Linked DNA regions of Homo sapiens: all the other regions are linked to region 1. The links are chromatin loops, found by intact Hi-C in ENCODE. Cell type or tissue: Calu3. All regions are shown on one strand. Each heading gives the region's core, and the rest is flanking DNA. Links, peaks and the distances in the headings are about the cores only. Region 1 overlaps SKAP2 (src kinase associated phosphoprotein 2). Region 2 holds the start of LINC03095 (long intergenic non-protein coding RNA 3095). Region 3 overlaps LINC02981 (long intergenic non-protein coding RNA 2981).

What was found. A loop is a pair of places that touch in the nucleus more often than their neighbours do. Peaks named below come from ENCODE experiments on the same cell type or tissue, not always from the same donor. Only the 100,000 strongest peaks of a DNase experiment are listed, where the experiment ranks them.
Region 2: a loop joins it to region 1, with 4 times the contacts of the local background. A loop is called at or near these places in 4 of 110 quality-filtered maps.
Region 3: a loop joins it to region 1, with 5 times the contacts of the local background. A loop is called at or near these places in 22 of 110 quality-filtered maps.

Annotation. Positions count from the first base shown.
Region 1 is chr7:26,663,781-26,670,192 of GRCh38, reverse strand. It overlaps SKAP2 (src kinase associated phosphoprotein 2), which reads left to right. Exons shown (of 13, transcript NM_003930.5): 12 at 1-102; 13 at 537-3,125. The coding sequence ends at 93. Among named protein-coding and RNA genes, the nearest start is that of LINC02860, 29 kb to the right of the region's middle. In Calu3, for the core only: a CTCF peak has its summit at 2,453 (motif pointing right); DNase peaks (open chromatin) are centred at 1,182, 2,472 and 4,982.
Region 2 is chr7:26,546,206-26,552,640 of GRCh38, reverse strand. It overlaps LINC03095 (long intergenic non-protein coding RNA 3095), which reads right to left and starts at 802. Exons shown (of 3, transcript NR_184281.1): 1 at 431-802. LOC124901605 (a long non-coding RNA gene) reads left to right here and starts at 1,648. Exons shown (of 2, transcript XR_007060263.1): 1 at 1,648-1,916. RefSeq lists an enhancer at 1,623-2,822. In Calu3, for the core only: CTCF peaks have their summits at 3,120 and 3,324; DNase peaks (open chromatin) are centred at 1,880, 2,450 and 2,880.
Region 3 is chr7:26,505,295-26,511,729 of GRCh38, reverse strand. All of the region lies in intron 4 of LINC02981 (long intergenic non-protein coding RNA 2981), which reads right to left. Among named protein-coding and RNA genes, the nearest start is that of KIAA0087, 30 kb to the left of the region's middle. RefSeq lists enhancers at 2,486-2,986, 2,987-3,487. In Calu3, for the core only: no CTCF peak of the experiment used is centred there; DNase peaks (open chromatin) are centred at 2,129, 2,559, 2,729 and 3,109.

The sequences.
Region 1 (6,412 bases), core at 1-5,000:
GAATACAATAGATATGGCTGGTGGGTAGGAGAAATGAAGGGAGCCATTGGCTTGGTGCCTAAAGCCTACATAATGGAGATGTATGATATTTGAGAGTCCTGGGTAAGTACATTTTAATCCAATATTCTGTAATAGCTCATATGTTCTCTTGGTCTCTTCGTTATGAGTCTTTGCCTTTTTAAAAGTCTTTAGAGTTTTCTGATAACACAAAGATTGTGCCCCGAAATCTTTTTTGTTTTGTTTGATCTGGTTTAATTTTTAAAATAAGAATTTTTAAAATAAAAACTTTATGGAATTTACTTTGGAAATGAATAGATTATTTAGAGAAAGTTCTTTTGATAGTAACCAGCTGTTTTCCCAAACTTCCTCCTTTTCAGTAAAATACCACTTTTTATGGCCTTTCTGAAGAGTTGAATTGACAAAATGTTGAGTAAAAATACATTTTTCCTTGGCTAAAAGTGTAATTTTTTTAAGCAGGAAAAATCAAGTTTCAGCTGAATCAAAAATTAAAATGCAGCTTTCCCTTTCTCCTGCAGAAAAGGAAAATTCTTCTGCTTGTCTGCAAATGCTTTGGATTTAGAAGCGTCATGAAAGCACGAGTGACAGCTCCTAACCTCTCCTTGTTTTATTAAACATTACTTATCTTTGACTGTTATTTTATGCAGTCGCTCATTAAAATATTCCTCTGATGTGAAATTAAATGAAGGATATTAATGTAAATTAGATGCAACCAGTTAAGTTATACCTGTTGCTATTTTGCAAAGAAATAATTATAGTTTTTATTTACCCATTTGATTTGTGTGAAGAATTCATCACTATTTTATACGTAACATATAGTCTACTATAGCATAGTATGCTACTATTGCTACTTCTGGTGTGATTTGTAATGTTTCTTAATCATTGGACATCAATTATTTTTAGAGAGTAATGTATAATTTCATAGCATTTTAAATTTAGTGTATCATGCGAGTTTTTTTTGGTAGATGCTGAAGAATGTGGTTGCTAAACAAAGAATGCTAAAGAATGTTCAAACTTTATAGATAACTTTATTGTTATTATTTATTTTCACACATTTAATTCCTATTAAGTACAGCCGCAAGAAAGAAAAAATGATGAAGTTGCAAATGGCAGTGTGCTGTCACCTGCAACAGAAGTGCGTACCAGAAGTATGACTCATGCAAAGCATTTTACCGTACAAATATCCTGGTGCGATGATGGGCCTGGCAACATTTTCTACTGTACTTTTGTTTAAATTTAATGAAACAAAAAATTCCTAAGAAATACCACCCTACCACTAACAAAATGGTATAAAGAATCTCCCAGCCAGGCCAACATGGTGAAACCCTGTCTCTACTAAAAATTAGCCAAGTGTGGTAATGTTCACCTGCAGTCCCAGCTACTTGGGAGGCCAAGGCACGAGAATTGCTTGAACAAGGTAGGCAGAGGTTGCAGTGAGCCAAGATCGCGCCACTGCACTCCAGCCTGGGCGACAGAGTGAGACTCCATCTCAGAAAAAAAAAAAAAAAAAAACAGAATCTCAGTGTATTCTCAAAGTAAAAAGGCATAACCAAGCACTCTCTTATCTTGCCTTATTGCTATACTATTTACATCCCACTGCAGAACAGCAGATTTGAGGCTTTTCTATATACTTCTCAGAGCACTGAAAAGAAAGGAAGGGTTTGCAGAGGAGAGTGTAGAAATCCCAGTGGTAGCATGTACCAACAGGTGAGTAGAAAGGTAGTGTTAGCCTGACATTTGAGTTATACTCTGTGCTGCCTGAGCAAGATTTGTAGAATCATATAATTACCTTTTCATGTATATTTGAAATCAGAGGTGTTTAAAATACCTATGAGATACCAATGTAGCCTTAACATATGTCAAAATGCATTGCTGGTTAGATAATTATTTGGACTACACATAAACTCCTAATATTGAATCATTACCTATCAGGTATTATCTTTATGGAACTTTTCAATATCTTTGCTTTATAAAGATTCTAAACATGTATCTGAGCTGGTAATATTTTAAAATCTCCATTATTTGTGTAAAACTGTTTATAAGCAGTGTTTGAGAGGGTCTGCTTTACCATTACCCCCTCAATATCATGATCATCCAATCTCAAATGTGAAAAAAAAAAAGAAATTTGATTTTAGGGATTGTGAGTAAACAAGTTTATATAGAGAGACATTGTGAAGTTAAAGTTTTCAGAAGTTACATTTGTGCAGTTCTTACCTTTTCCTCATATAGTGCCATTGAAATAGACTGAAATTATCTTGGCAAAAGTTAGACAACCAAAGACGACTTTAGTGGACTGGTTTTCAAAACTTGAGCAGCTGAAAAGCAAAAGCCGTTGTTTCCCATGACAATGTAGCCTTTGTGGATTTGGGTTTGTGCTTTGGGTTGAAAAGAAGTTTTTAGTCCTAGGCCAGTAGATGGCAGCAGCTTTTCATTGCAGACAAAACCTCTTGAAACCCTTCCCCCATGGCACAAACTCGCCCATGATGGAAAGCATCTAGATTTCTGCCTCCTTTTACAGTTAATCCAGGAGAGGGAGTCCTTTGCCAACTGATGACCAACAGTTCCAAGCCAGATAGTCTCGTGAACAGTGACAATACAGAAATAAGGTGTTATTTCTGTTCAGATCTCCACCGGCCTTTGTTCTTTTAAAACTTGAATATAGGTGGGAGACATAAGAAAGGAAAGAAAAGACTTAAAACTGGAGTGACAGGACAAATAATCATTACTTTCAATTCATGACTGCTTTATATTCATTTGATGAAATCATTTGTATACAAACCAGGGAGAGTTTTCTTTACACCCTTGACAATATATCACATACTCTTCAAGATCATAATAATATCATTAATATAAATTTAAACAACATGGCTTGTTAGAAAATATGCTAATTGCTATGGTCTCATTATGTTTGCTTAGCTTTTATTTGTTTTTCTGTGAACAGTTAGAGAGCTAATTTTTTTCAAAGGTGATTGTAAGTCATATTTTATATAGCATTTTGCTTGATTATTTGCTCTGTACTGAATTTGTACTCTATTGCCATTAGATCTTACAATAATGTTCCACTCTGCAAATTTTTAAGGTTCAAATAAAGTTTAATTGTTTGCAAACTGTTATGATGCTAATAATTCAACAGCCTGCTGTGTTACTAATGAAATTACTTTGTTATGATTAATTTGGAAAATAGTGTGTTGATTGTAGTAATTAAGCACAACAAGGTGAAGTAAATGATTCTAATGCCATCTGGCCGCCAAACTGAATGAAGAAATGAAATAGGGCTGTCATCTGAATTTATTCAAAGAAGTAAGGATAATACAAATGACTTTCATTGCTTTAGGATTTACACTTAACACAGCTCACTCCGTTCTATTTTTGCCACTTTGCTGCATATGACACTTTCTTTCATAGAAAAAGAATGTCATTTAGTCCAGCAATTGTTTTGAATACTTTATTTTATTGGAAGCTGATTATTTTTACTGTGTGCTAATTTAATTACAGATAATTACATAAAGTATTATAGGACCATGGGAAAAAGAAATCACTTTTCAACCATGTGTAGGTGAAATCCATATATATGGGGTTTCGTTTTTGTTTCATGTTTTGTTTTGTTTCACTTTTTGCTATCATTACACAACCACTTTGAATATAGCCTTGCACAAAGAGTAGGGCATCCATTCAACTGTTTCTTAAATGTGTACAAAGGCTCACTCTTAGTTCTTATGATTTCTACTTTTTATATAATTTCATGTAATTTCTGCACTCTACTACTTGCTACTTATTCATAGACTGGTACTATCCAGGGTCATAATTTAAAATAGAACTGAGTTAGATATTATGAATTCAGATTTGCAGTTCAGCCATTAGAAGAAAATTAACCCTAATATACATGTTGTTTAAGAGCTTGAACTTCATCAGTGAGACTGAGTGAAGCATTGTGAGAATTTTTAAAGTTCTAAATTTCAGATAAATCAGTCATTTGTATTTCATTTGTTGGAGTTATAGACACACACCATATAGAGATCACTTTTGCTTCTCTTGAGTTCAGTAGGTTCATGACTATTGAAAGCAATCCACATGGTAAAGAAAGAGGTGGTGAAGAGTGGAGATCAAAACATGATCAAGCCATGGAAAACACAGCTTCACTCAAAGGTTGAAAGAATACTTTGTGTGTGTGTGTGTGTGTGTACACTGTATATATATATAAAATAAAAACATTTGATGAATATGATCTTATTTATAGTAATATACTTAGTATTCAAAAATACAGAGAAACAATAAGTACTACATTGTTAAAATATTATTATACAAGTTTAATATATACTCAAATGCACAACAGTTTATACTCTGGATTGGGAACAAGAGATTTCTAGACATCTCAGCTTTAGCCAGTTTATTATACGCCTACTGCTTTATAGTTGAGTTCTTCCAGAATATCTGTTAGAACCTCTGATAGCATACTATTTTATGATGAGATAAATACTTTAAAAATCATATGATCACAGTAGCATGGAATGACATTTCATTAATGCTATGTTTGAGGGGCTTTTTCTTGTTTCTGCTAGTAGAATCTGTTCTACCATTACTTATACACAAACATATTATTTATTGCCAGCATGGTACACATTATATGGTGTGGATCCAGTAAATATTTGTTAATTAACTGATTTGGCACCCCACAATATCTCAAGACATGAGATTTAAGAAGAAAAGAGCTTGACTAGTAAACCTGGTAGAGAAAATGCCTTTATACAGTTAGTATATCCCATAATACTATCAACAAGTAGATTGGATTTTATTGTTATAACAGAATTGAGTGAGATTGTGAATAATAAGAAAGTTGAGTTGTGGTACATTGTCCTTAGATGTTTCCTTCCTTTCTTCCCTTGTGTTCAGTGTTGTGACCTCAAATAAGAGGCACAGGTGCCTCCTCGGGCAGCTTGGGGCAAGTGATCTACTTTCACTTTCCAGTGAAACATCTCAAATCACTGCTGCCCTGCATTCCACTTGCGTAATATCAGAGAAGCCTTTCCTGCATCTGATCTTGAAAGCATTCTAGCTGTCGCCTTGGGCAGATCAAAAATTTGTGCAAGTAAGTGGGAAGTTTCACAGTTGCTGCCAAATCTAATCATAATTTAGCTTTTGTCCTTTTTGTTAACTTTTACTCCCTGTTTATTTAAAGTTGTATGATTATGTTAACTTGAGTGCTTTGAGTCCCCAAAATGAAAGGAACTGTAAATGCAGAAAGTCGCCTTAGTCATACCACTGCTCAGTTTAGGTCTTCAGTGTTGAGAGAGGGGCTGGAAGTTGAGCAAGCCAAAACACTTGACTATGTGCAAAGGCGTGAATATAGAAACTGCTCCCAAAGCCCATCTCTTAAGTACCTTTCTTAATGCTGGAACTTTGGAAGGTGTTTCCCTAGGTTTCTCTCCTCTTTTTTTTTTTTTTTTTTCTTTTCAGTTTTCTTTTTTGTTATCCATTACTCGGAGAGGCAATATAGCACAGCCCTTGTCTGTTTTCTGTTTATTGGCCTCAACTTTCTAATATAAAAATATCACTCCTGCTAGAGTAAAAGCAGGTGCCATTTTGTAGCTTGAACTGCAATTTACTTCTTGTTTGAGGAAAGTGTCACACAGGTACTCTCAAAGGAGAAAATTAATGACACTAGTGTATGCTGGTTAAAGACAGCTGCTTTCGTGGAGGAGAAAATTCCAACAAATAAGCAGATTCTCATCTACTACCCTCCCCTCCCAGCTCCCATGGGAGTCTATTTAGAAAACCTTGTGTTCTTTATCACATCAAATGTGATGATAACAGTTTAAGTCAGACTAGTAATAGTAATAGCTAACATTTACTGAGTGTTTACTATTTGTCATGCTGTGCACTTTTCATTCAATTCTTATAACAACCCTATGAAGTAAGTTCTGTTATTCATTACCATTTTCCCGATTAGGAAACAGGCTGAATAATTTGTCCCCAAAGCCTTAGGGTAGTGAGTTACCTAACCAAGCCTCACACCAGCCTCCTTGCCCTGAATTGAACACTGTTCTGCTGCGCAGTACTGTGATGAATTAAAACCAAATGCTTATTTGGATTCTTTGCATATAATAGGCACACAACAAATGCTTGTTGACCACTGATGAGGTCACCATTTCTAGAAAATAATCTGAAGCATGTGAAAAGAATCATCCAATAATTGACAATTGGATAGCTGAATTTGGCTCACTAGTCAGGAAAGCATACCATGGTTATCATATCAGATCCAAAGCAGCTGATCCGCAATGGAGACGAAACTTTTATGCAGGAACACTTGACGTTCCAGTCCAGATGAAAATAGGAAGTCAATCAAAGCAGCAGAGTCCAGAGAGGACACCAAGCCAAACTGACCCTTTTCTAAGGA
Region 2 (6,435 bases), core at 593-5,592, 120 kb after region 1:
ATTTCATTGAAGGAGGAATCTCACAGAAGCATCATAGATTCCAGGAGGCAAATCTACAAAACTTGGTAGTTACAGAAGAAATGATCCAGTATCAAGATGAGGCATTGCACCTTCAACGAGTGAGAGGAAAAAGCCAAGAAAAAGCCAGCCAACAGTTAAGCACCTGCTGCCTGTTACTGCTTCTACTCAGTGCACCTCTCAGTTCCACACATTCAGTAATGGGGCCAGCCTCACAGGCCAAGGGATGGCGAAGATGTATTCTCACATCCGTTTGTAAGAAGGGAGCTAAGCAGAGTGACACAAATCTAGTTTGCCTGGAACGATCCCAGTTGACCCCTTCTGAAGTCAGTCCTCTCCTGTCCTTTCCATCCCTCCTCTGCACTCCCTCTACCGAGGATAAGACAACACCCCTCTGGTCCCAGAAACTTACCTCTCTCCATTGCCCTGTGCAAGGTAGATGAAGTCTTACGTGTAGCTCAAGCTTCAGGTGAAGTCCTGGATGACGCGGAGAGGAGAAACTGAGGTCACCGGGGACCTCATAACAATGCTGAAGAAGTTAAACTCCTAGAGTGGAATAAAGCTGGGTGTGTGGAGAACACATTCAACACTCCTTTGACACCAAAACACCATGCAAATAAGCAGTCATGAGCCTGGAGTCCGAGAAAAGAAAGGAACACACACACACGTGTACACAACTCACACACACGGAGGAACACATGCTTTTAGAATGATCAGGTGCTTAAAGAAAATAAAAGGAGAATGGACATTGCCCTGTTCTTTTCTGAGAGGCAGTCACTGGAGTGGGTAAGAACCCCAGCTCCGGATTCAGACGTGCCTGAGTCTGCAACCCAGCTCAGCCACTAACTACGTAAACCTGTTTTATTAACTGTACAATGGGAATAATAAAAGCACCAGGCTCAAAGCATTGTTGTGAAGTTTTAAAGATTAATGTGATGATGCAGATAAAGTAACCACAGTAATTATTCAATAAATGTTAGCTAGTGCTGCTATTATTGTGGATACATTATGACAACATCATGATAAAGGTACATTGTGACCTTAAAAGAATATTTTACTGGAGCATTGTACATGCTGCATAAATGTTAATTGTTATTATTATTACAATTTTTAGTTCAGCCAGTGTAGCAATTTATCACTACAATGGCAAGAAATTGCTACTCTGGTTCTTGACAGTGGGTTTGCCACCTTCTGCTGTCTTCCTGGTTTTCACTCCACATGGGAGTGAGGCGGCCGCTGAATGCCAGGGCTATGTCAAGTCTGGGATTCTTAGTGGACTTCTCCACAAACACGGTGCCTATTAGGGGAAAAAGTCTCTAGAATTCTCCTGGCCCAGCCTTGAACATCTTCCAGTAGGAACTGAGGAGAGCTTCCGATGCAAAATAAGAGGAAAAGAAGGCAGTGGGGTAATTTACCACTGAAAAGATTTCCCCATTAGACATTTTTACAGCATCAAACTTGGTGGGGGAGGGGGTTTCTCCTGGCACGATTCTGTTTGTTTCCTCCTTTTGTGGCACGAACAACAGCATTTCATATTGAAACATGAAGCCTCTAAAATTAGGATGGCGGCCAGAAATTTGTAATGGGTGCTTCACACCGTTCACACTCCTGCTTCACCCTCCTGGCTCCACTCAGCCGAGGGCAGCTCCACCCTGCAAGAAACTCGCAGCTCAATTTGGAGCAAGTTTTGCTTGCTGAGGGGAGGCTGCTGTCAATGGCACCGAATGCCAAGCAAGGAAGCAGACCTGATTCGTTTCTAGGCTTCATCACCAGCTGCTTCTCCCTCGGCCTCCTCAGCCCCCAGCTGCCTGGGTTCGAATCCCAGCTCTCTGCTCATCAGGTGTGTAACCCTGGGCGATGACTCCACCTCTGTGAGCTTCCACGTCTGCAGCTGTCAGGTGAGAATAACAATGGGACTTGCATCAGACAGTCATTGGGATTAAGTGAGATAAGGAATGGGAAGGCACTGAGTGTACATAGTAACCACTCCTAGGTGTCATCTCCTTCCTCCTTCCTCCTTCTTCTTCCTCCTCCCTCTTCCTCCTCATTTTTCTTCTTCTTTTTTTTGACAGAGCCTGGCTCTGTTGCCCAGGCTGGAGTGTAGTGGCATGATCTCAGCTCACTGCAACCTCCACCTCCCAGTTCAAGCGATTCTCCTGCCTCAGCCTCCCAAGTAGCTGGAATTACAGGCACATGCCACCACGCCCGGCTAACTTTTAGTATTTTTTGTAGAGACAGAGTTTTACCATGTTGGCTAGGCTGGTCTCCAACTCCTGTCATCCCAGGACTTTGGGAGGTCTGCCCACCTCAGCCTCCCAAAGTGCTGGGATTACAGGCATGAGCTGCCACTCCCGGCCTCTCTTCTTATTATTAAGCAGATTGGCATTTCCTGAGCACCTGCTTTGTGCCACACCTGATGCCAGGTGCTTCACTCATGTGGTCTTGATGAATCTTCACAACCTTGAAGGGCAGGCGTTGTCATCTGCACGTATGTGCAAGGGAGCTGAGTTCCAGAGCTAAAGCCGCTTGTCTCCAGACAATCCCAGAGGGTACAACTGGGATTCCACTTTAGGCTCTCTGATTTCAAAATCTTGCTCTCCCTACCACACCCCCAACGTGGAGGCCTCACAAATAATGCCTTTCCGTGGGGCTCAGGGTCTTCAGACTGTGGTCTTGGCTTGGCTGTGGGTCTTTTCCCAAGAGCACGCAGCACAGCCGAGTCTGCTCCAGGCTTCGTGGTTCCTGCTCAAGCCATTTGTGGGGCAGGATGTGAGGTGAGGGGCGCTCATGTTGCCAGCCTGGCTTATCTGCTTTGGGGCCTTCCTGGCTCAGCCTACAGGTTCGTGACTTGGCACAATTACAGTGACCACAATGAAGCCACTGGCTTTGCCCAGAAGCTACTCAGGCCAGGAGCCTGAGAGGAAACAGGATGGGAGCTGGTTTATATTTCAAGGGCTGGAGATGACGGGACCAGCCCCACCCCAGCTTCCCACCTGATTTTATCTTGTAAAAACAGCCCTTTCATTATTCTGTTGGACCTCCCATTATTTCAAGAACCAAAAACTGAAAGAAAATGATTTTTTTCTCTCTCATACCTGGCCTGCTCTCTATTGCAAATGGCAGTTCTAGGGACAGTTGTCCACCTGCTGTTTTTCACCTGTAGGGGTCAGCTGCTGGCTGGGCTACCTGGCAGCCATTCCCCCTTCTTGGTTCCCGTGTCTGGATTTTCCTCTAGAGCACCCTTTCCCCTCTCTTAACTCTTGGGCTTTGGGTGGGCACCCACCCCGGGGCTCAGGGGTGCAGCACGTGCTCAGCTCGAGCCCATCTGAGCATAGCGTTGCACTGACCACAGGACTGGTATCAGTTCATTGAGATGGAAGTCCACTGAGATGATATCCACTCTACTGAGACAAAAAGAACTCTTTTCTAGGACTTCTCAAAACTCATTTTGAATTGCTTACCATCAAGGGAAGAAATAAAGAAGCTTTTCGCTGTCTTTACATCCTTTCTGGCATACCCCTGAGTATCCCTGGAGGTAGGTGTCCCCTGTTTGAGAAGCATGGGCCTACAGGTAAATTCCAAACCCCTATCCACTCCATGGAAAGCTCTTTACAATTTGACATAGCCAATCTATTCAGCCCCATCTCTGGCCACAGAGTTTCTTGCCATTTCGGGAACAAGCCATGCTCTGCCATTCCCCTCGACTTTTGCACAAGCTGTTCCCCTTGCCTGGAATATCTTTCCCCTTCTATACCTAGAAAATTCTACCCATGCATCCAACTAGAACCACATCAACTGTCTCCTCCTTAGAAGGAGGAGAATAACGTTCCATAATTTTAGCTGCTCTCTCATTGGTTAGAACACTCACTTGACCTTGGCTTGTCTGATTCTCTCTTCCTCACTGGACTATAAGCATGTCCTAAGCACATCTGCATCCCCAGAAGCTAACACAGAGCCTGACTAAAGGTTTATTGGATATGTGGGTGAGTGGATGAAGGGACCATTGAGCTTCGACCAGCTCATGCAACTGCCACAGCATCCTGCCCCATCAGTAACAGTAAACAACATTTATCCTGGTTCCTACACAGTCATAGTTCTATTTATTAATTGCCAAATTCATAACAATTAATTTCATTGCTCATGCCTGTTAAACTCTCGAATGTTCAATAAGGACAGGTGGGCAGCTGTTCTTCCTCCGTAGTCTACCTGCTTTCTGACATCAGCCAGTGAAGGAGTCAATCCCAGTGGTATGGCAGAATTGGGCTAGATGCTCATCCACCCCATTTCCTGTCTTTCTTGGGCACACAGCTAGACTATATTTCCCAGACTCCCTGGCTGTCAGGTGTGGCCATGTGACAGAATTCCAACCAATGGAATATGGACAAAAGTGACAAACCATTTCCAAGTCTGGGCCATGAGAACTACCCATGTGAAAACTTCTGTGCTTTCCCCAACCCCAAGCTGGAAGCAAAGGGTTCCGAGGCTCCTAAGAGGAATGGAGATTCAAAATGGAGAGAGCCTGGGTCCCTGAGTCACCATGTGGAGAGCCACTGTCAAATATCCATGCTGGACTGAGTTGTAAATGAGAAATATTTTCTATCCTGAAACTCAGTGGTGTGTGGAGCTGGCTTATATTAGCTTGTGAGAGCCAGCTGTTAAATTCTGAGGAATTTTGCAAGTCCATTGTTAAACACAGTCATTATCAAAGTTAAATTGTATAAACTTATAATTAAATGGGTTACATTTTAAGATATAATGAATATTCAAAACTCATCCCATCCTAATCATTTTATATAGTTAACTATTACATATGGCTCTTGAGGTTTATTTTCATGGAAGTACGATGGAATGGGAGTGTTGCAAACATTTCTTCCCAACTCTGTATTCAATAATGTCATGTTGGTAGCTTGAAATCAGCCACAGTGTCAGTATTTACACCATGGAAATTGGCAGACATTATAAACCAGGCTTTTCCCCTCCATCCCCTGAAAAAAGGCCAAACATTTACCAGTACACCATTCTAAGGTTTACCTGGTATGGAGCAAATACTCCCCTAACATACTGACTTTCTGCTTTAGTAAAAGAGAGTATAACAGATGAAATGCACCTTGGCTAAATGCAACTCGACATAAAGGAAAAGCAGCCAGAGTGCCCACAGCAGCAGCCCAGAGCCCTGGCAGATGAAGAATCATGCTGGTGCTCAACATGCCCAGGCTGAATGTGATATTGCGTGCTTGAGATCCTTGCTAATTTTCAGAGCATGAGATTATTATGACAGAGGCACAGCAGTTGTCATTGCCTGCTTTCACATGTATTGGGTGACAAGTGTAAGTAAGAGAGAATGGAAATATAGATGCTGAGTTTTAAGCCCAGCTCTTGCCTCAGAAAACAAAAATGGAGACACGCTAAGTTCCTGCCCTAAATTCTTTTGGGGAAAGGAATTTTTCCATATTTTCACTCTCAGGAAAAGCATGCATTTTGGAACAAGTCTCTAGAGTGGACCTATGCATAGCTGAGAAGCTGAGAAGGTGGGAAGCCCGTGGCCAAGGCAGGTCCCGGCTGCAGGTGTGAGGATAGCAGGCTTTGGGCCAGAGCCTGATCAACGGTGCTTGGAATTAACCAGGCCTGCACATGGCAAAATGATCCAAATAATTATCCTTTGTGGAAGCCGTAATATTTCACTTAGAGGAAGGCCGTCAGATCCTTGGGCAGCTCGGCCCTCCTCCGCAGGATATAAACTGCTGAAGTAGACCCCAGAGTGCAGGGCCATTTACGAAGACACACGCAATTCACAGGACGTTTCAGTGCAGACACTGAATGAACTAATTCTGCTAATAGAGTATTTGATTTAATGGCACATTAAAGGGGAAAGGGGAATGCTGAACACATCCTTCAGCGCAGCAGCTGATGGGTTACTGTAGATATCATAAGCGAAGGAGCCAAATTCTCTCCTGCCTTCAGAACAAGCGACAGTCGCCAGAGCAGAGGCAGGTCATTTTGCAAGTCAATTTTAGTTCAGCAGCTTAGAGCAGAAATCATCGAGTTCATACAGCTCTTCTGCATAAAGTTTATAGAGACTGGTTGTTAAGACTCTGACCTACAAGTCTCTTTTCCTTTTTGTTTAAAAAAAAAAAAATGTTGCCAGATCATGCCAAAGTGGAATAAAATAGAAATCGGGTCACTTGATGGATCAGCACATTACTTTTCTGAGTTGTTTGTTTTCCGTCTTTTGCCTTTTGGTTCCTTCTACCATTTTTGACTGTTTCCAATGTCCCGGTCTCTGTGCTAAGCTCTTCACAAGAATGTATATGTATTTACATGTATTTCATTGTTTTACCAGGAAGAAGGTGCTATTCCCAGCCTATTTTACAGGCAAAGAATCTGAGGTATGGAGGGGCAGGAATGAGATTTAAACTC
Region 3 (6,435 bases), core at 565-5,564, 160 kb after region 1:
AAAAAGGCAATAAGTAGGAATTGAATGATTCCCTCAAGGATTTTAAGGGAGCTCTTCCTCCCCTGCTGTTTCTGATTTTGACGGTGAATGTATCATTCACCTTCAAATGCCTTACATAGCAGTGAGAACATGGCCAAGATGAGGAGCTTTTCTTACATGTAACACTGTTCTATTTTATGAGAAAATTTGGTTAAGGAATTAGTGTATATATTTTGAACCCTTGATAAAAATAAAATGTGATTATTTATTCAAATTTTTTTATTACTTTTTACTGGTTTGTTATTTTTAAATCCATTTTTTGAGGTCTAACTCTACACAAATGCCTCCACTTTAAGTAGATAGTTCAATGAGTCTTGACAGCTGTGTACACCCATCATGTAACCATCATCCCAATCAAGAAACAGCCTACTACTATCACCAAAAAGCTTTCCTGTGTACTTTTGTAGTCATTCTCCCCCATCCCTAACCCCGAGACCACTGCTCTGCTTTCTGCTACCGTAGATTAGTTTTACCTTTTCTATGAGTTAATATAAATGAACTCATATTAATATTATGTGGTCTTTGGTATCTGGCTTCTTCCACTCTGCATCATGTATTTGAGATTCATCTGTTTTGCTTCAGGCATCAGCAGTCCTTTTCTTTTCACTGCTGAGTAGGAAAAGGACATCCATTGTGTGGATATCCTACAATTTGCTTCTCCACTCAATGGTTGATACACATTTGGGCAAACTGGAAACATCCAGTTTGTAATGATTATCAATAAATTCATGCATAAATTTTTGTGTGGACATATGTTTTGGTTTCTTTCAGTTAACTAACAAGAACTGTAGTGGAATTGTTGAGTAATATAGTAACAGTATATTTAACTTTATAAGAAATTACTAAACTGTTTTCCAAAGCAGTTGGACCATTTTTGTATCTCCACCAACAATGTATGAGCATTCTCATTGTTCCACATCCTCACCAACACCTTGGATTGTGAGTCTTTTTAAATTTTAACCATTCTCAAGGTATGTAGTGATACCTTGTTGTGGTTTTAATTTCTATTTCCTTGATGACTAGTGATGTTAAGCATCTTTTCATGTGCTTTTGGCCATTTATATATTTTCTTTTGTGAAGTTACTGCATTAGTCCATTCTTGCATTGCTATAAAGAACTACCTGAGACTGGGTAATTTATAAAGAAAAGAGGTTTAAGTGACTCACAGTTCCACAGGCTGTACAGGAAGCATGGCTGGGGAGGTCTCATGGAACTTAAAATCATGGCCGAAGCCAAAGGGGAAGTAGACACATTTTGCTACTTCAGAGGAGGAATAAAGAGAGAAGGGGGAGTGCTACACACTTTTCAATAACCAGATCTCACGAGAACTCACTCACTATCACAAGAACATCAAGGGCGAAATCCGCCCCCATGATCCAATCACCTCCCACCAGGCCCCTCCTCCAACATGGGGATTATAATTCGACATGAGATTTGGGCAGGGACATAAATCCAAACCATATCAGTTACTGTTCATATTTTTGTCTATTTTAAAAACTGAGTTATTTTTCCTGTTATTGAATTGTAAGAGTTCTTCATATATTCTGGATACATGCTTTTTGTCATATATATGTTTTGTGAATATCTTATTTGCCTATTCATTTTCTTATAAAGTCTTTCAAGTAATCAACATTTTTAATTTTATCAGGTTAAATTTATCTTTTTACAAAAATGATTAGTGCTTTTTGTGTCCTAGGAAAACTTTACGTAAGACAAGATCATGGAGATTTACTCCTATCTTTTCTTCTATAAGTTTTATAATTTCAACTTTTACATTTAAGTGATAGTGTGGGGTAAGAGTCAAGATTCTTTTTAAAAAAATAGATATCCAGTTGTTTCTGCACCATTTATTTAATAAAACTGTCCTTTTCCAATTGGTTTGCCTTGAAACCTTTGTCAAAACTCAATTGACCAAATATATGTTGAGTTTACTGGTTTTTAAAAAATCAAATATTAAACTTTGAATCTGATACATTTTAAAAATTAAGTTAGGCCGGGGGCGGTGGCTCACGCCTGTAATCCCAGCACTTTGGGAGGCCGAGGCGGGGGCATCACGAGGTCAGGAGATCGATACCATCCTGGCTAACACAGTGAAACCCCGTCTCTACTAAAAATACAAAAAATTAGCTGGGCGTGGTGGCCGGCGCCTGTAGTCCCAGCTACGCAGGAGGCTGAGGCAGAAGAATGGCGTGAACTCGGAAGGCAGAGCTTGCAGTGAGTCGAGATCTCGCCACTGCACTCTGGCCTGGGCGACAGAGTGAGACTACGTCTCAAAAAAAAAAAAAAAAGATTTAGTTAAATGCTATTTGAGATAGATCAACGAAGGGAGCATGTTCAGGACATTTAAAAAAGTAAAAATAACCCTGAAAAAAAACTGCCTATGTGTGTGTACACCCTTACCAGCACCCAAGCTCTCGGAGAGCTGAGGCTGTGCCTGACTTAGGCTTGTCTGCCCAGCGCCTGACATATAATAGGTTCTCAACACAGGTCACTGAATAAACAAAAGAATCAATGAATGAGGGAATGAGATCAGCTTTTTATGGGGCAGCACCAGAAAAAGAAACAGAGCTTCAGGAATATCAGTGCCTTCTTCAGAGGGGCTGTTTATTTGCATTCACCATAGTTACCAAGTGGTCCTTCCCTTCGATGAAAGAGTAACTTGGATAGAACCAGGAAGCTCTCACTGCCCTTGGGGGTGGGCAGAATCTCAGCAGAGGGGCTCCTGCATTCCTGCGTTAGTTCCCGTCTGGCTCCACTGCTTTACCTGCCTTTGCCTCCATTTTCCGAACTGTCCGTTACAGCATTTCGGTGCAGACTCACTGAGCTAATAATGCCTCCACAATCTTAGGTGTGCCAGAAAAAAATTCTCATAACTCAACTCATTTTCTATGAAAAGACGGCACAGCAGGCAGCCAGCTCACCCCACTCAGTCTGCAATGTCGCTGCCCGAGGGTCTACATTCTTGCCCAAATGGTCCATCTGGACCTGGCTGCTCTGGCTCTGAACCATGCAGGTGGCAGGAGTCTCTGTGGGGATTCCCCAGGCCACTCCCTGTCTGGGCTGTGGTACCTGCAGGCAGTCCCTCTGCCTAGGAAAGCAGGTGCACGGCCCCACCCTCGCCCTCCATCCTGTCTGCTCACATCGCCTCTCACGAAAAATTCTTTCTCATCTGAGGAGCGAAGCCTTTTCTTGTTTCTCCCAAACATTTGCCCATGACCCCACATCCTCTACACTCTATCCCATTTGTCCCCAGAGGTGATCGACACAGCTGCTTAAAAAGGAAGACAGAGTAAAGAGAAATGTCTGGGGCCAAAAGAACTACGGAGAAATGTTAACTTTTTTTTTTTTTTTTTTTTTTTTTTTGAGACGGAGTCTCGCTCTGTGACCCAGGCTGGAGTGCAGTGGTGCGATCTCCGCTCACTGCAAGCTCTGCCTTCCGGGTTCACGCCATTCTCCTGCCTCAGCCTCCTGAGTAGCTGGGACTACAGGTGCCCGCCACCACGCCCGGCTAATTTTTTTGTATTTTTAGTAGAGACAGTGTTTCACCGTGTTAGCCAGGATGGTCTCGATCTCCTGACCTCGTGATCCGCCCACCTCGGCCTCCCAAAGTGCTGGGATTACAGGCGTGAGCCACCGCGCCCGGCCGATTAACTTTATCTTAATAAGATAAAATGTCGTGAACTTGTATGTGATCAATTAATGTAAGTTATTATTATTATTATCATTATTATTATTAGAGGGGGAGCCAGAGAATGAGGAGCCCAGTTTATGATGAGAATTAGAACAAGGCTCTGCCACCATGCTGACCGCAGCAGGGGGCGCCTTCTTCCCCCTGCTGCTCAGGGAGGGAGTGCCAGCCAAGTTTCACCCATGTGACCACACTTCCATCCAAAACAATTTGAATTAATTTTGTGCATGAAATTTGGTGGGATGCAATGCCAAATGTTTAACTGAAATCAAGATGCAAACTTCCCTTCATTTACTCATTTTGTAAATGCTGTCAAAAATAAAATAAAAGCCATTAAGCTTGTCTGGCAACATTTGTCCTTTGTGCACCACGCTATTCGTCGTCACTGCCTCCCTTATCCTCTGTCTGCATGCCCCCCTCCTGCTCTCCTATATTTGTTCTGGTATATTTACAGTCCCTGGGCAGGCCCAGCACACTGTCAGCTCTACTGACTTTGCCAAGTCTAAGATCCCTTTTAGGGACTTATTTTATTTAAAGAGCACCCCATTAATGGGTTTAATGGCCTTTCAATCACTTAGTATGCATTGTCAATGAGGGAGAATCGATTTTCTGAGAATTCCTGTTCTGGGAGGAAAATAAACAGCCCTTCCTTCCCATTGCAATTTGGCCAATGAGCAGATGATGTAGAACTCAGCTCTATCCCAGACTCACAGAGCTTTTCTTGCAGCGGGCCTGCGAGTGTGCAGGCTCACCCAGCACCACACTGAGTAAAACTCACTCCTTTCTTTCTGTGTTGCTGTCTCCTTTTAAATTGTGACTTGCCAGGTTGTGGGGACACCCCGCATATGCTGCAAATGAACTTTGAATGAGCTCGACTGTTGCTCTCACAAGACTCACTTCTGGGTTTGTGCCACCCTCTTTGGTCAAGAATCAAACCATTACCCATGGAGATGTATTAGATCCTTCTGGTTCACAGTAATGGGTGGGAAAGAATGGCTGGCATTCCGAGACTCCCCCTACCTCATACACCCATCCCAGACATGAACATTTTTTGGAACACCATGGTCTTGAGTTCCAGAACCTTGAAGAAGTGATCAAACACATATCCTCTCTCTGAGGTAACCTCTAATTCCATCAATATCTGTTGATGACCTCCTCTGTAAAAGACATTATTCTTGGCACCATGAGAGATGCATTCAGGGGACACATGAAGGGTAAAGGCAGTCTCAGACAAAACACAGGGTTGTCTCCTCCAAGTTAGGATCTCTATTAGGTGGTGTTCAGCAAAACTCTCTCCCCCTCCTGTTCTTCCCACCCCTTCCCTCCTCCCCACTCTCTTCAACCCTTTCCCAATAATCCTGCACTAACCCTGCCGCCCGCCCACCATTCTCAATACCAACAGCTACATTTTATGGGCACTGACCGTGTGTCAGAGTTCCTGTCTGAGCACTTGACAAGCACGGTGGTCCTCACCACAACTCCGCAGAAGGGCTATTGTCATTGCGATCCCTATTTCACAGAGAAGGAAGCCGCATTGGAGGGAGGTCAGATCATTTACTGGAAAACCAGGTCCGTCTTACTTGACCTTTTCTCTTAAACTTTATGCTGACTTTGTCCTTTTCTTGCTCTTTTGGATGTATTTGGCTCTCCAGGGAGCCCTCACCAGCAGGTACCCACTACCCTAAGGTATGCGAAGCAAATTTGTTTATATCCAGCTATTTATAATAATAACAGTAATAGCTAGCACCTATGAAGGGCCCATCCTGTGCCAAATGCTTCATAGATTTTTTTTTTTTTTTTTTTACTTAATGCTCACAAAACCACCCCCAAGAAATGGAGAAAAGGACACCATGAGGTTAAGTGACTTGCTCAAGGTCTCACAATTATTCAGTAATAATAATGGTGAAATTGCTAGCATTGATTGAAGGCTTATATGTCAAGCACTGGGCTAAGGTTTTTATATCTATGTATTTTTAACTTCTAACAAGGTAAGTATTATTATTTAGAGCTTACAGATGAGGAAACTGAGGCTCAGAGATTTAAAGTAACTTGCCCAAGGTTATCCAGCCTGTAAGTGGTAGAGCCAGCATTTAAAACCAGGCAGGTTGATGCTTGTGCTTGTAATAACATGGACATGGTCACACCCCAAAGCCCATGTTATTCATATTGCACTGAAGCTACTTCTGTCCTCCCTCCCTTAAAGCCCCTCAGAAAATGGCCCATGAGTTTCCCCAAAGCAATAGTTGAACAGAAACCAGGGAGATTTCAGGTTTTGCAGCAGGGCTGTCTCTTAACAAGCTCCTGCCCTGCACTGGAATTGCATTTGCATTTGTCCTTCTGCAGTAGTTTCCAATTCCCAAGCAGAACACAATTTAACTGTAAAATTTGCCTTAACTAGGCAGCTGTCTGCTGCAGTCAGGCACCAGGCTCAGGTGCGACTCCCTGTAGGCTCTCCTGAATCAGTGTGCCAGCCTCTGTAAAGCAATGTAAAGTCACCTTCGAGAAATTAGATGCCACTTGGAAGAGGCGTATGCTGCCATGCCCATTTGTTGTCAGTTTGGAACAGTGCAGGGGGTGCCAATCATGACTCAATTACTCCCAGGATTTCTATCCTGAAAGCTTCTCTGTCATTTATGAGAACTGGCACAGGGCAGACTACCAACTGTCCTGAACCAGGGCTGTTTCTTGGGACAGCGTCTTGGAGGGGA